Linked DNA regions of Mus musculus: region 2 is linked to region 1. The links are chromatin loops, found by intact Hi-C in ENCODE. Cell type or tissue: left cerebral cortex. All regions are shown on one strand. Each heading gives the region's core, and the rest is flanking DNA. Links, peaks and the distances in the headings are about the cores only.

The links. Peaks named below come from ENCODE experiments on the same cell type or tissue, not always from the same donor. Only the 100,000 strongest peaks of a DNase experiment are listed, where the experiment ranks them.
Region 2: a loop joins it to region 1, with 2.1 times the contacts of the local background. A loop is called at or near these places in 1 of 42 quality-filtered maps.

What each region holds. Positions count from the first base shown.
Region 1 is chr15:79,325,495-79,332,371 of GRCm38, forward strand. It overlaps Pla2g6 (phospholipase A2, group VI), which reads right to left and starts at 2,877. Exons shown (of 17, transcript NM_001199023.1): 1 at 2,141-2,877. In left cerebral cortex, for the core only: CTCF peaks have their summits at 2,862 and 4,110 (motif pointing left); DNase peaks (open chromatin) are centred at 1,994, 2,837 and 4,715; H3K4me3 peaks cover 1,573 bases; H3K27ac peaks cover 1,843 bases.
Region 2 is chr15:79,542,362-79,549,238 of GRCm38, forward strand. It overlaps Ddx17 (DEAD box helicase 17), which reads right to left and starts at 4,380. Exons shown (of 13, transcript NM_001040187.1): 1 at 3,834-4,380; 2 at 1,345-1,495; 3 at 126-225. The coding sequence starts at 3,883. In left cerebral cortex, for the core only: no CTCF peak of the experiment used is centred there; DNase peaks (open chromatin) are centred at 3,761 and 4,376; H3K4me3 peaks cover 3,730 bases; H3K27ac peaks cover 1,882 bases.

The sequences.
Region 1 (6,877 bases), core at 1,132-6,131:
GACATCTGTGAGCCACCAGCCTGCGTCCCTAAGGCAGTGGGACAGGGATCCCATGCCCCCGCACATCTGGCTCTCACACCACAAAGCAAGGCGGGTGAACCCAGCCTCTGGCTTTCCTCCAAGGACCACCTGCTCCCCCACCAGGAGACCCTTCCTCCAGCACTGCTGCTCTTGGGACTGGTTGGTTCCTCTGGGAAAATCAGTTTTACTGCCCAGCATGGTTCCAACATCGGTTCTCAGTGTTTCAGCCTTTTTAGAGATGAAACTGCCTCCACCTGACACAGACAAGCATGGAGGGAGGAGAACCAGGCCAGAACACCTGAGCCTTCTTGTCTCAGGTAATGGCTGTAGGGGCTTTCAGGAGCACACCCAAACACACAGGACTGCCCGCCAATTCCCACAGCACGTCTCATGATTAGATTACTGGGGTCACCCTCCTGAGCAGCTGACACCTATCCCTGTCCACCCCACCCCACCTCCATGGCTCCAGGCTGAGGACCTGAGGTCCAATCCAAGTACCAGGCCCCTGCTGTCACTTGACTTCCTGCCACTTTTGTATCTGTTCACGCTGCCCAGGAGAGCACACCCTCTACACAGGCCACACTTATTCATGTGTACACACACATACACACACACACACACACACACACACACACACACACACACACACACACGTAAACTCAGTGCTCAGGAGGCAATTCCTTCCAGGATATTCTTAGTTATATCATTCTATTGGATGCCTTGGAAATCCCTCTTAAGCATGCCACCATAATTACATTTAACAAGACAAGCAACCCCTAGGGAGGGGAAATGCTGTAAGCCAACAGAAGGAGCCCTTAGACAACATGACAGTCTCATGGCAGTCTCATGGCTGGTGTCACACTGTAGGGCACAGGTCCCCTGACTTCCTACAGGGTGCAGGAGGAAAGGCATCTGCCCCATGAGCAATTGGATTCAGCAACACGCCACACTGAACAGTGTCTGCCATGGTCCCTTGGGCATAGCTGCCTGGGGCGGGTCACTGCCACTGCCCTCAAAGCTGGAGAGATTCCAGGAAGTTAAGAGCACTTGATACTCCTGAAGAGGACTCGGGCTCAGCTTCCAGTACCTACACGGCAACCCACACCTTCTTTAAAAAAAAAAAAGATTTATTTTTTATTTTATGTATGTGAGTACACTGTCACCGACTTCAGACGCACCAGAAGAGGACATCAAATTCCATTACAGATGGTTGTGAGCCACCATGTGGTTGCTGGGAATTGAACTCAGGACCTATGGAAGAGCAGTCAATGCTCTTAACTGCTGAGCCATCTCTCCAGCCCCCACAAGTCCTTTAATTCCAGATCCGAGTGAATTCAGCATGCATGGAGTGTACTTACATAGATCCGGGAAAAACATTCATATGTATAAAATAAAAATAATTTAAAAAAATAAATAAACTGGGGACTCTCTACAGTGAAAACCTAGCCCCAAAGGTATTAGCATGACCCTGGCAAAGGAGGTCACTGGCCTCCCTTCCCCAGGCTAAGCAGGAACAGCGGGCGGGCGCTAGCTACATCAATATTTGCTCAGTGGAAAGGGAGCAGAGAATAAAGGTAACAGAAATAAAAGCGCCTGGTTGTCAGGGTGATTAATAAACACTGAAAACATGAACAAAGGGGAATGCTCTCCCTTTGGTCCTCTCTCTCCCTATCCCCCAGCCCTTTCCATCCTGCCTATGAAACAACAGCAAAGCAGGGAGCTTGTACAGGGCCACACTGGTCACCAAGCCTTGTCTTCTACATCTTCTCATTCAAATACTGAGCCTCGTGGCAGTCACTAATGTGGGCAGAAAATTCAGTCCTATCTGGCACAGTGAGAAAACAGACAAGAACAGAGCATGGCCTCCAAGCTCCAGAACCACGTGAAGGCAGAGACCAGAACAAAACACTGCACTAGTCTAAGGGTGGAGCTTCAACGAGGCCAAACCAAACCTGCCCAATCCTGTCGGGCTGGCAAGAGGGCAGGTGGGGGAACTTTAGAGGAAGGATTGGTATTTGTTTGCGATCATGTGAACTGCCCATTAAAAATACAGGCAGAGATCCATAAACCCTTGTGCCCTCCCAGTCGCACTCACACCCAAATCCCTAGTCACAGTCACCTGGGTCACAGGCTCCTAGTCGCCAGCTTCCAGGTCATCGGAGGGAGCTGGAGGTGAACCCAGGATTGGAGGCTAGAGAACTGGGAAAAACACACGGGGGAGCAAATGGAAACCGGAGGCACAAGAGAAGATAAGCAGGGAGTTAGAAATGGGGGCTCAGGGGTTGGGCACAAAGGGACGGACGCAGGAAGCAGGTGGCGTGGGGGAAATCGGGCAATGAGGCAGAAAACCAGGAGCACTCAGAAGCGCAGAGAGAGGAGCTGGGGACAGTGGACAGTCCAGGGTGAAAGTCGGGCAATGAATTGGGAGAAGGGTTGATTTTGGAAGTTGGGAAACTGAGGGCGGCAACGGAGAAGAATGCGGTCACCGGATGGGAGTTGGGGACGCCAGGGGATGAAAGGACAGAAGCCGGGAGCACTCAAGGAGGCCAGATAGGAGTTAACGGAGGACATGCCTCAGAGTCGCAGACACGAGGCCGGTCCTAAGCAGGGTCCAGGTGACGACATTCAAGACAGGGGCACCAGGAGGTTTGGGAAAGGGCCGTCAGGCCCCGCCCCCGCCGCGCCGTCACTCACCTCGGCTTACTCAGCACTTCTCAGCCCTCCTACTTCCGCAAACTGACGCGCCCCGCCCACGTGACGACACTACGGCTCTCCACCAATCCACCGAGCCCATGCCGCAGGCAGGCTGTGGCCCCGACCCCAAGCGTGGACCTCGCACGCGGTCAGGCGCCGCCATCTTCTATAACTGCCCAATGGAAGCCGCTTCTGTTGCCAGGGGGCGGTCGGGCTTCTGACTGAAGCCAATTCTGCGTGGCTGATGGGGGCCATGCCTCGGGCGGGCGGAAGTTTCTCGTGAGGGCAGTTTGGCTGACGTGTTGATAAAGGGCAGGAGGCTGTTCCCGGCTCCCTTCGACCTCAAGGAATCCAGGGTGGCTCGGACTCTGAACTTTTCTGTTTCTGGCAACACATGAAGATAATAAGAAAGAAAATCAATAAAGCCACAGGATATAACCGGGAAGAGCCTGCTTTGATGTTGCCAGGTTCTCCCAAACCAAATTGCAAATAAAAATATGGAATTAACGGTTAGGTTGAAATAAGACAAAATAAAAAAAACTTTCAGGTGGGGAGGGAGGTAATACGCGCGCGCATATGTGTGGTGGGTGGTGGCCAACATAGGGTTTCTGTAGACCAAGCTGGCTATGAACTCAGATTGCCTGGTGTGTGCCACAAGCTTTTTTTTTTTTTTTTTTTTTTTTTTTTTTTTTTTGAGATAGGGTCTCCCACTGAATCTGGAGCTCCCCCACTGGGTTAGCCTAGCTGGCTATGGAACTCCAGGAGGCTTCTTGTTTCCTCTTTCCCAGCTTTGAAGTTTAAAACATTTACCTTTTTCCGTGGGTGCTGGGTATCGAACTCAGATCATTGTGACAACTTCACAAGCACTTTTCCTACTGAGGTATCTAACCAGCCCCCGAACAAGCCTAGTGGCAAGTGATAAAACTGTATTTGTTGCCTACCAACTCTACCTCAAGATGCCAGGCAATTCTGGGTGTGGTTATTGCACACGTACAATCTCAACATTTGGATGCTGGATCAGGAGTTCAAACCCAGCCACAACTAGTTCAGTTGAATCCCAACCTGGCACTCTGTCTCTCAATAAATAAATGAATGGATGTCTGGAGGAATCTTAGCACTTTTAGTAGGATTTTACTTGAATGACCTCTGTGAGGCTGAGAAGTAGCTGCGGTTGCGTCTGGGAATAGGTGATTGTCACTGAGAAGACTCAGACCTCATGCCTAACTATCATGGAATTCCAATAGATGGAATTAAAGTGAATAACGCGGGGGCTGGTGAGATGGTTCCTCGGTTAAGACCACTGGCTGTTCTTCCAGAGGTCCTGAGTTCAATTCCAGCAACCACATGGTAGCTCTCAACCATCTGTAATGGGATCTAGTGCCCTCTCCTGGCATGCAGGCATACATGCACACAGAGCACTCATACCATAAATAAATAAATAAATAGATAGATAGATAGATAGATAGGTAAATAGATAAATAAATAAATAAATAAATAAATAAATAAATAAATAGTGAATAAATACATGGTTGGTAATGCTGATTTTAAGGACTGCTGGAGAATAGCCAGGAGCCTGGGTTTGGTGACTCATTTACTTTGGACTAAGCTGCTCTCTTCCCCATCTCCAGTCTACCAGCTTCGGTTGAACCTTTACTTTCTTTTTTTTTTTTTTTTTTTTTTTTAAAGGAATTATTTATTTAATATACATGAGTACACTGTAGCTGACATAAGACACACCAGAAGAGGGCATCAAATCTCATTACAGATGGTTGTGAGCCACCATGTGGTTGCTGGGAATTGAACTCAGGACCTCTGGAAGCGGAGTCAGTGTCCTTAACCGCTGAGCCATCTCTCCAGCCCCGAACCTTTACTTTCTTAAATGAGCCTTGAGCTAGGGGCCTAGCGAGATCTCCCCAGGCTGTTCTCTGTCCTGATGCTCTTCTTAGTCTCTCCACAGACACAAATAGCCAGTTGCCAAGCAACCAGAGCAACCACCTTTCTAGGTTTAGTTAAGAACCTACCCAGGTTGCCAGGGGCGTTGGCATACACCTGTAAGCTTACCACTTGGGAAGGAAAAGAACGGTTTCACAAATTCAAAGCCAGCCTGGGCTACATAGCAAGACTTTTTCTGAAAAATACAAGTAAAAGATAAGTAAGAGGGGGGCATGTGGGGGTGGGGAAGGAATCAGGATGTAGAGTGGATACATTTTTTCTTTTTTTTTTTTTTTCTTTTTGGTTTTTCAAGACAGGGTTTCTCTGTGTAGCCCTGGCTATCCTGGAACTTACTCTGTAGACCAAGCTGGCCTTGAACTGCGCTGGGATTAAAGGCATGCGCCACCACCGCCTGGCTACAAGGGGACTTTTGAAGTTGGCCTAAATGTATTTTTCATTATGCTATGTTTAGGTATGGCCCCCAGAGACTCCTGTTTGAACAAGCCTATGGTGGACAGGGAGTGGAATGTGATGGTTTGCATATGCTCGTCCCAGGGAGTGGTCTTGTTAGAGGAAGTGTGTCACTGTGGGGATGGGCTTGGAGATCTTCCTCCTAGCTGCCTGCTGCTCAGTCTTCCTGGCTTCCTTTGGATGAAGATGTAGAACTCTCAGCTCCTCCTGCACCATGCCTGCCTGGATGCTGCTGTGCTCCTGCCTTGATGACAATGAACTGAACCTCTGAACCTATAACCAGTCCCAATTAAATGTTTTCATTTATAAGAGAAAAAAAAACAAATGCAGTAGTGAAAGGAGGTGTGCTTAAAGTCTTTGCTCGTGTTGCCCTAGCATAGCAGGGCAGTGGCTATGGGGCAGGCCCTGGAGACAGGGCCTCAGGAGCCACCTGCAACAACCTGAGAAATGGTCTTTTAGAGACCTGCATTGAAGCAAAACCAGTATTCTTGACTTTGCTACAGGAGAAAAAGGATTCAAAGTGAGCTATTGTGAAACAGAATCGGAGGCTGGGCAGTGGTGGCACACGCCTTTAATCCCAGCACTTGGGAGGCAGAGGCAGGTGGATTTCTGAGTTTGAGGCCAGCCTGGTTTACAGAGTGAGTTCCAGAAGAGCCCAGGCGACACAGAGAAATCATGTCTTGAAAAAAGAAAAAGAAAAAAAAAAAAAAAAAAAAAAAGAAACAGAATTGGGGTTTATTTGGAGGAAAATTTAGGGCAGTTCTGCATACATGTTGGGGAGAGAGAGCACACTTAATAACAGGATAGCAAAGCCAGGCATGGTGGCGCACGCCTTTAGGCCCAGCACTTGGGAGGAAGAGGCAAGTAGAACTCTGAGAGTTCAGGACTCCATAGTGAGACCTTGTGAAAGGAAAGGGAAACAGATAGAGGGGGGTACATAGTATACACACAAATACAGCTATAATTTCTCTCTCTCTTTTTAAGATTTACTTATTTTATATGACTACTCTGTCTCTGTCTTCAGACACACCAGAAGAGGGCATCAGATCCCATTACAGATGGTTGTGAGCCACCATGTGGCTGCTGGGGATTGAACTCGGGACCTCCAAAAGAGCAGTCAGTGGTCTTAACCGATGAGCCATCTCTCTCAGCCCTGGTAGTAATTTCTTAAGTGAGAGCTGCTCCCAAGTGTCCTAGCACCTATAGCGTTTTTTCTGTGTGTGATCATGTGTGCCTGCACAGGAGTGCTAGTGAACAACTGTAGATTCCAGAAGACAGCCTTGGCTGTCAGTCCCCCATTTCCACCTTTAAAGATTGCTCTCAGGACTGTAAAGACAGCTCATTGAGGCAGTTATGGGCTCCTGCTATACACTTCCAGAGGACCACGCCACACCAGCCTCCTCACAACCGCCTGCAACTGCAGCTCAGGGGAGTCCTGCTTCTTTTCCTCTGTAAGCCCCTGCCCTCATATCTATACACAGTACCTAGTAAAAAGAACATAAATAAATCCTTTTTTAACTTCTCTCAGGGGATAATGAGATGGCTCTGTGGTTAAGAGCACTGTCTGTTCTTCCAGAGGTCCTGAGTTCAATTCCCAGCAACCACATGGCACTCACAACCACCTATAATAGGATTTGATGCCCTCTTCTGGCAAGCAGGTATACATGCAGATAGAGTATCATACAGAAAATACAAAAATAAATAGTATTTTAAGAACTGTTTGTTTTCCACTGTATGTGCCAGGCTAACTGGCTTGTAA
Region 2 (6,877 bases), core at 687-5,686, 220 kb after region 1:
GTACTGCCACCACCAACTGGCTACTATCTTTCTATATAAAAGTTTCTATTTGTCTTTTAGACAAAATCCTAAGCCTTTCAAAACCTTTATGCACCTTACGTAATACAGGATTAAACAGCACTTACGTGGAAAGTTAGCATGATGGAAGGCAAAGACAGGTTTTGGACAAACATCTCCCCCTCTCACTGTAATCTCTTTCTTACGCCGTAGCTCATCAACCTCATACTGTGTGAGAGAAGAATGAAGACAATAAGAATTCTCAATTTAGACTCTTTAGTATTGCAGTGATATAGGCTAATGCTTTTTGCATGAATCCAAGTTTGTGATGCACACGACTAAGAGGAGAAAACCCTCAAGAGTAATTCCTAGCCAGGCTAGGTGGTACTTTGTCACCCTGCACAGCAGCTAGAAGGATAACCTACCTCAAGTTCAAACCTAACCTGGGCTACAAAACAGGTTCCAGACCAGCCAGGGTTACCTATTGAGACAGAACTTGGGCCAAATTGCTCTATTATATCATTTTTTCTGGGTAAGTAATATTCTTTTTCTTTTCTTTTTTTTTTTTTTTTTTTTGGTTTTTCAAGACAGGGTTTCTCTGTGTAGCCCTGGCTGTCCTGGAATTCGCGCTTTGTAGACCAGGCTGGCCTCGAACTCAGAAATCCGCCTGCCTCTGCATCCTGAGTGCTGGGATTAAAGGCGTGCGCCACCACGCCCAGCGGTAAGTAATATTCTTGGGTAGAATACAGCACCAGGTGGTTTGGTTAAAAGCACACAAATACACAATATGAAGTCAGTTCTATAAGCGTAGGTGAATGGCAGTGTAAACTTTACATGCATGTGGTGCTAGGCTGGAGAGCAGAGCTGCTAAAAGAAAACCTGCGTCATGTGGCTGAGCACCTGTCTTCATGGACAAAGCTCAGGGTTTGACCAAGTGTGGCTGCCCAAAGACCCCTGCAGCCTGGAGCTAAAGTAGCAGGACAGCAAGTTCAAGACCAGCCTGGATCTACAGTGGACTATTCTACAAATACAATAATTCCATCCTACAAAAGACACAGAGGCAAGGCATGGTGATGCAATTCTTTAGTCCTAGTACTCAGGAGACAGATGCAGAGTGATCTCTGAGCTGGAGGCCAGCCTGGTCTACAAAGCGAGTTCCAGGACATCAAAGGAACACACAAGAGAAACCCTGTCTCAGAAAACAAACAAAGAAATACCCCCACAAAAAAACAAAACAAGCAAACCCACAACACATTAAAAAGATCTGCCATAATATAAAATCAAATATAAAACAATACTTGAAATATTACCCTATATTTAAACACTCCCCCCTCCCCCCTTTCTTACCGGAGTCAGTCTTGCTACTTCTGGATGCTCAACATAAAAATTCTTCTCAAATTTAGGGAGTTCACTCAAATCCCACTTCTTTTTTCGTAACCGCTCCCCAGGATTACCAAACTTCTTAGGGGGAAGCCCACTACCACCTCTTGCTCCAAACCTAGAGACACCAGAAAATGTAGATTTGTTAATATCCATCTCATGTGACAGGAAAGGAACAGCATTCCTCCCACCTCAGTTTCCCACCTATTTTAGCTCTCTGACAAAGTTAGTGATACCGACTTTATACTAAGTATAGTTTTAATTGGCACTAGAGATTCTGGATACAATAAAAACTAACGGTCTCTGCTCTTGCAGAGAAGTGGTACTCTTTTAAACTGCAAGACCAAGACTGTGGACATCGAAAAAAATGTACTTCAAGCAAGTCCTTCAAATTTACAACAGCTTCTTAGCCAATTTCCCCACTTATGCTGGGGGCAAAAACTTCTCTGCTACTCTATAAAGCAAACTATTGGGACATCAGGGTCTAGTGTGTTTAGTTTACTCTAAAGAAAGAGCCAGAATAAAAGAGTTGTAATCCTTTCCTCTCCAGCCTTCTTTATGAAATCCTCCTGCCTCAGCCTCCTAAACACTGGGATTATAAATGTGAGTCACCACACCAGGGTCAAATAATACTATTTAGTTACAGGGAGAAAACAAAACAAAAACCCCATCAATGTAGGTTATGGGTATTTGTTTTGTTTTTTAAATAAGATTCAAAGCTAGACATGGTATTGAATAACGTGTAGTCCTAGCACGTGAAAGCTGTGGGCAAGGTCAGAGTTCAAGGGCAGTCTGGTCTATGAGACTTGTGTCAAAACAAACCCCCCTCAGATTTAAATAAGCCTTGTCTTTTAGATACAACAAACAGGTAAGCTAAACAATATAGATATGGCCACTTGCCAAACCTAAGATACAAGAAATTAGAAACTACAATCCTAATATACCCTCTTTGTCTTAATCTATGAGAGTACAGGGCTGTAAAAAAAAAAAAAATCTCATTTCCTTTTTTCTTTTGTTTTTCGAGACAGGGTTTCTTTTATATAGCCTTGGCTGTGCTGGAGGCCTCTCTTTCTGTTTCCAGAGTGCTGGGATTAAAGGCATGAGCCACCATGCTCTGCAAGATCTCATTTCCTTATTTCCTGTAAACCACTAGAAAATTGGAGAAATTTCAAGTTATTTTAAAGAATTTCATTTCAAGACCTGCCAATATTGGGAGAGGTAGCAGGAACCCCACAAGGTAATCCCCTCTTCTGTTAGAACCTGGTGTGGTGGCCTACACCCGTGTTTCTGAACTTGGGGACACTGAGGACACATTCCAGGACAACCGTTAGACTAAGCTTCATGGCCCTGAGACAAACCCACCCTGCAGTGATCATGGCCAGAAATTTTACTGGAATTCTTTGGGTATCTACATTCAGTAGGCAGAATTTGGGTGACTTATTAATACCACTGCTAAACCAGCACAACTAGAAAGAAAAACATTCAACTGAGTAGACCCACCAAGACCTTTAAAAGGCCTCTGGCTTTTCAGTGCAATACTACAGTGAGCCAGGCCTTCTCATTTGACTACTTTACTCCACTTGCAAATGAAGCAACTGATACAAGTCTAAAACACTTCTAGAAATAACCAGTTTTCTTTTGTTTTCAATCTGTAATAATGGCCAAAACCCAATCTTTAGGAGATTTTAAGGCTAAGTCTAATAAGGATAATAATGTGGCTCCTATGTGTTATTTCCACTGGGCTTGCTTATAATCCCAAACTGCTTGGATCTTGAATAATGACCTAGGACAGAATAAAGCTTCTACAATTACGATTCCTTTACAAGGCTTATTCTGATTTTTTTTTCTTTCTACCACTGCCCTCACTTTGAACTCTGCTAACTGTTCTCTTGTTCTGATCTGTGTAGCCCAGGCTAGCTTTGAACTCCAAGCCTGACTCAGTCTCTAGTGCAGGGTGTGCCACCTCAAGGAGTTCTCTTGATTTCAACAGGCTTTGTTAGTTTCAAAAAAAAAAAAAAAAAGTCACCCGCAATTTGGATCTTTTGGAAAGCAACTCCAGCACTTCCCATTCCAATCTGATTCCACTTAACCAAAAATATAACAGAAAGGGAGTAAAACCTAGTTTAAAACCAAAAAAAGGCCTTTTCGACTCCAGTCCCTCTCTAACAGGGATGGCTAACATAGCGGAAAAGAAACGATCTCAAGCAGCTTTTCCTAGATTAAAACTTGAGCATCCGGATCCTCCCCCAGACAGACACTGCGGCCGGCCTGCAGGGATCAAATGATCAGCGAGCGGGCCAAGAGAGGCGACAAGGCTGGCCTGCCACTTCCGAGCCAGGATCGCGGTCCGCAGAGACGTCCGCCCAAGCCTGAGGCCTGCGCGCCGCCGCCATTGTACGGCGCGAGCCTCAGGGCTCTGCGGGCCACCCCGCCCCCCGCCCGCACCTCCCCCTTACCCTCCACGGTCCCTGTCACGATCCCGATCCCCAAAGCCGCCTCCACGCATGGTCCCAAACGGATAAAGATCTGGGAGCGGGGCACGGATGACCGAGCTCGGGAGGGCCTGCGGCTCGGGTCTAGTGATGACCGATGGCGGCGGCGGCGCCTCCGCTGTTGGGGCGGCGGCAGGCGCGGCGCTGTCTCGCTCCGACGCGCTGTCTCCCGTCGCAGACGCCACCGTCGCCGCCTCTCTCGTCGGAGACGGGAGCACAACTCAGAGAATCGGGGTTGTTAGGACAGTCGGGAGGTCTGGTCCCGCTCAAACCGGGCGGTGCCACGGTTGAGGCGTCTCCCTTCCTTCCCAGCAACTGCACAAAATGGCGGCGGCCGCGGAGACCGCTCCAACTTAACGCTACGCACGGCCCAGACGCTACGTAAACAGCGTCTGGAGGGCTCCGCGCGACGCCACGGACATTCTCGGAACCGCTTTACGTCGGTGACGGAGATGGGGGCCCTGGTCGGCCCACCTTAAACAAGGCAATGTGCGCAACCGGCGTAGGGTTCTCGCACCGCCAGCTCTAGAACGTTGGCTGGGGGTGGGGCGAGCCGTCGGCACGACGTCACAGTGTTGGCGTCGTTGGCCCGCCCACTATTGCGGGTCAGCGCAGTCTTCGTAGCGCATTCTGTTTCGAGAATGGACTTTTCCCGGCATTCCGAGCTCAACCCGGCGCTTGAGGCCGGCCTTGTGCAGACATAATGGTAGCACTCCACGTAGCCTTAGTCAGACTTCCGGGTCTCTGGGCAGTAGAACCCAGAGAGTCTTGAGGCCGCTTTCTTGGTTCCAACGTCCCAACGCCGTGTGCCCCAAGCTGGCCACACAGCCCGGCGCCATTTCTTTCCCGTCGCTTTTCGCCGCGCTGGCGCCGCAGCCATGTTGGATGCGTCGTGTCGCTCTCTTTCAGCGGCCAACAGCCTGGCTGGGCCAAAAGACACCCTGTGTTTCCCGCGTTTCTTACTGAGGTGCTATTTTCCGAACAAAGGGTTGGCACCTTTTCCTCTGGCCGTAGTTGACGCAGAGGCCACACCTTCCCAGAGTCCTTTCTGAGGTGGGCGCCTTGGACCTTAGCCACCATGAAAATGGGTGCCTTACCCGGGTGCCCCACTGCAGAAGCGGTGGGTTTGACAGGCTAGGATTTGCAAACCCTATCCGGGGAGGGCAGGCTGGGCTAGGCCGCCGGTGCCACCCAACTCCTAGATTGCTTTCTTTGGCTCGCCATCCCTGCGCACTGCCAAGCCACACAAACTTGGACATAGTTGCTTTACTAAATTGTGGAACTGCTGGGTTCCTTGAGACCTCTAGGCTCATTTCTACCGCCGCGGAGAATGGAGGCCGGCAGACTGGAGGCTTAGTCTTGTCTCATGTCCTGAGTGTTGCTTAGGTTAGGAAAGCCAGGAGAGTAAAGAGGCGTCTTGAGAAACGGTTCATTTGTCACTTCGGCCATGGAGAGCCAGGCATTGTGCTAGTTGCTGGGACACTGGGGATCCAACACGTTCCTTGGCACAGAGCTTTATTCTCTAGAGACGGAGAGGAGACAGATGACAAATGTGTATGTTAGACTTTTGCTGACTTGGAAAAGAAAATGGTGTTGAGGCTGTGGAACAGTGCTTGCTGACCGTGACTGAAGCCCTGGATTCAACACCCAGCACCTCCAAGAACAACAGCAAAAAAACACTAAAGGGAAGGCCATACTTTAATTCCAGCACTCGTGGGTGAATCTCTTGAGTTAAACGCCAGCTTGGTCTACCAAGTGAGTTCCAGAATAGCCAGGGTGACACAAAGAAACCCTCTCTCAAAAACCAACCAACAAACACCAAAGAAACAAAAACAAGAAAGGGGCTAGAGACAAGTTGAGGAAACGGGATGACATCGGGTGCTCTCAGAAGGCATCCCCCATCTATCAAATGACATTTGAGCTGAGGTCTCAACTAAGGTCCTTGCTGCCAAGGGGGAAGATCAATTATGCAAAGCCTGAGTCCAAGAAGATGGAAGCTACTTAAAGAGCTTGGTTTCCTTGAAGGTGAAAATGTCTGGTTTAAAGTAGCGGCATAAAGAAGGACCCCTTTGACTGCAGTGCAGAGAATCAACTGAGAGGCAGCTAAGGCAGGAACAGTTAATCTAGTGAAGGCCCAGTGTACTGTCTCTTTTCTTTAGTCTCTCTGAGTTCTAGGCCAGTCTGGTCTACATAGTAAGACAGACAGAGCTACAGTGTGAGACCCTTTGGACGTGGCTGGGTACTGAAGTCCAGGCAGGAAATGGTGGGACTTGGTGCAGGTTATTACTGCTGAGAGAAATGGTTCAGTTGTGTGGCTGGAGCCAGTGATTTGCTGGTGGTTGGAGAACCAAAGGTTAAGAGTGGTTCCTGGTGTTCCCTAGGAGACAATGGATAATGTATGGAGGTGTTAACAGTCTATACCCTAAGAAGACAAGTTAGGCACTGTGATGGTTTGTACATGCTTGGCACAGGGAATGGCACTATTAGGAAGTATGGCCCTGTTGGAGTATGTGTGTCACTGTGTTTGGGCGTGGGCTTAAGACTCTCACCCTAGCTGCCTGGAAGTCAGTATTCTCCTAGCGGCCTTCAGATGAGATGTAGAACTCTCAGCCCACCCTGCACCATGCTGCCTGGATGCTGCCATGCTCTGCCTTGATGATAATGGACTGAACCTCTGAACCTGTAAGCCAGCTCAATTAAATGTTGTCCTTATAAGAGTTTCCTTGGTCATGGAATCTGTTCACAACAGTAAAACCCTAACTAAGACAGGCACCCATCCCGAAGAAGTCAAAAGGGACAAATGAATCATTAAAAAGGAAAATGTGGGCTGGTGAGATGGCTCAGTGGGTAAGAGCACCCGACTGCTCTTCTGAAGGTCTGGAGTTCAAATCCTAGCAACCACATGGTGGCTCACAACCATCTGTAACAAGATCTGACGCCCTCTTCTGGATTGTCTGAAGTCAGCTACAGTGTACTTACATATAATAAATAAATAAATAAATAAATAA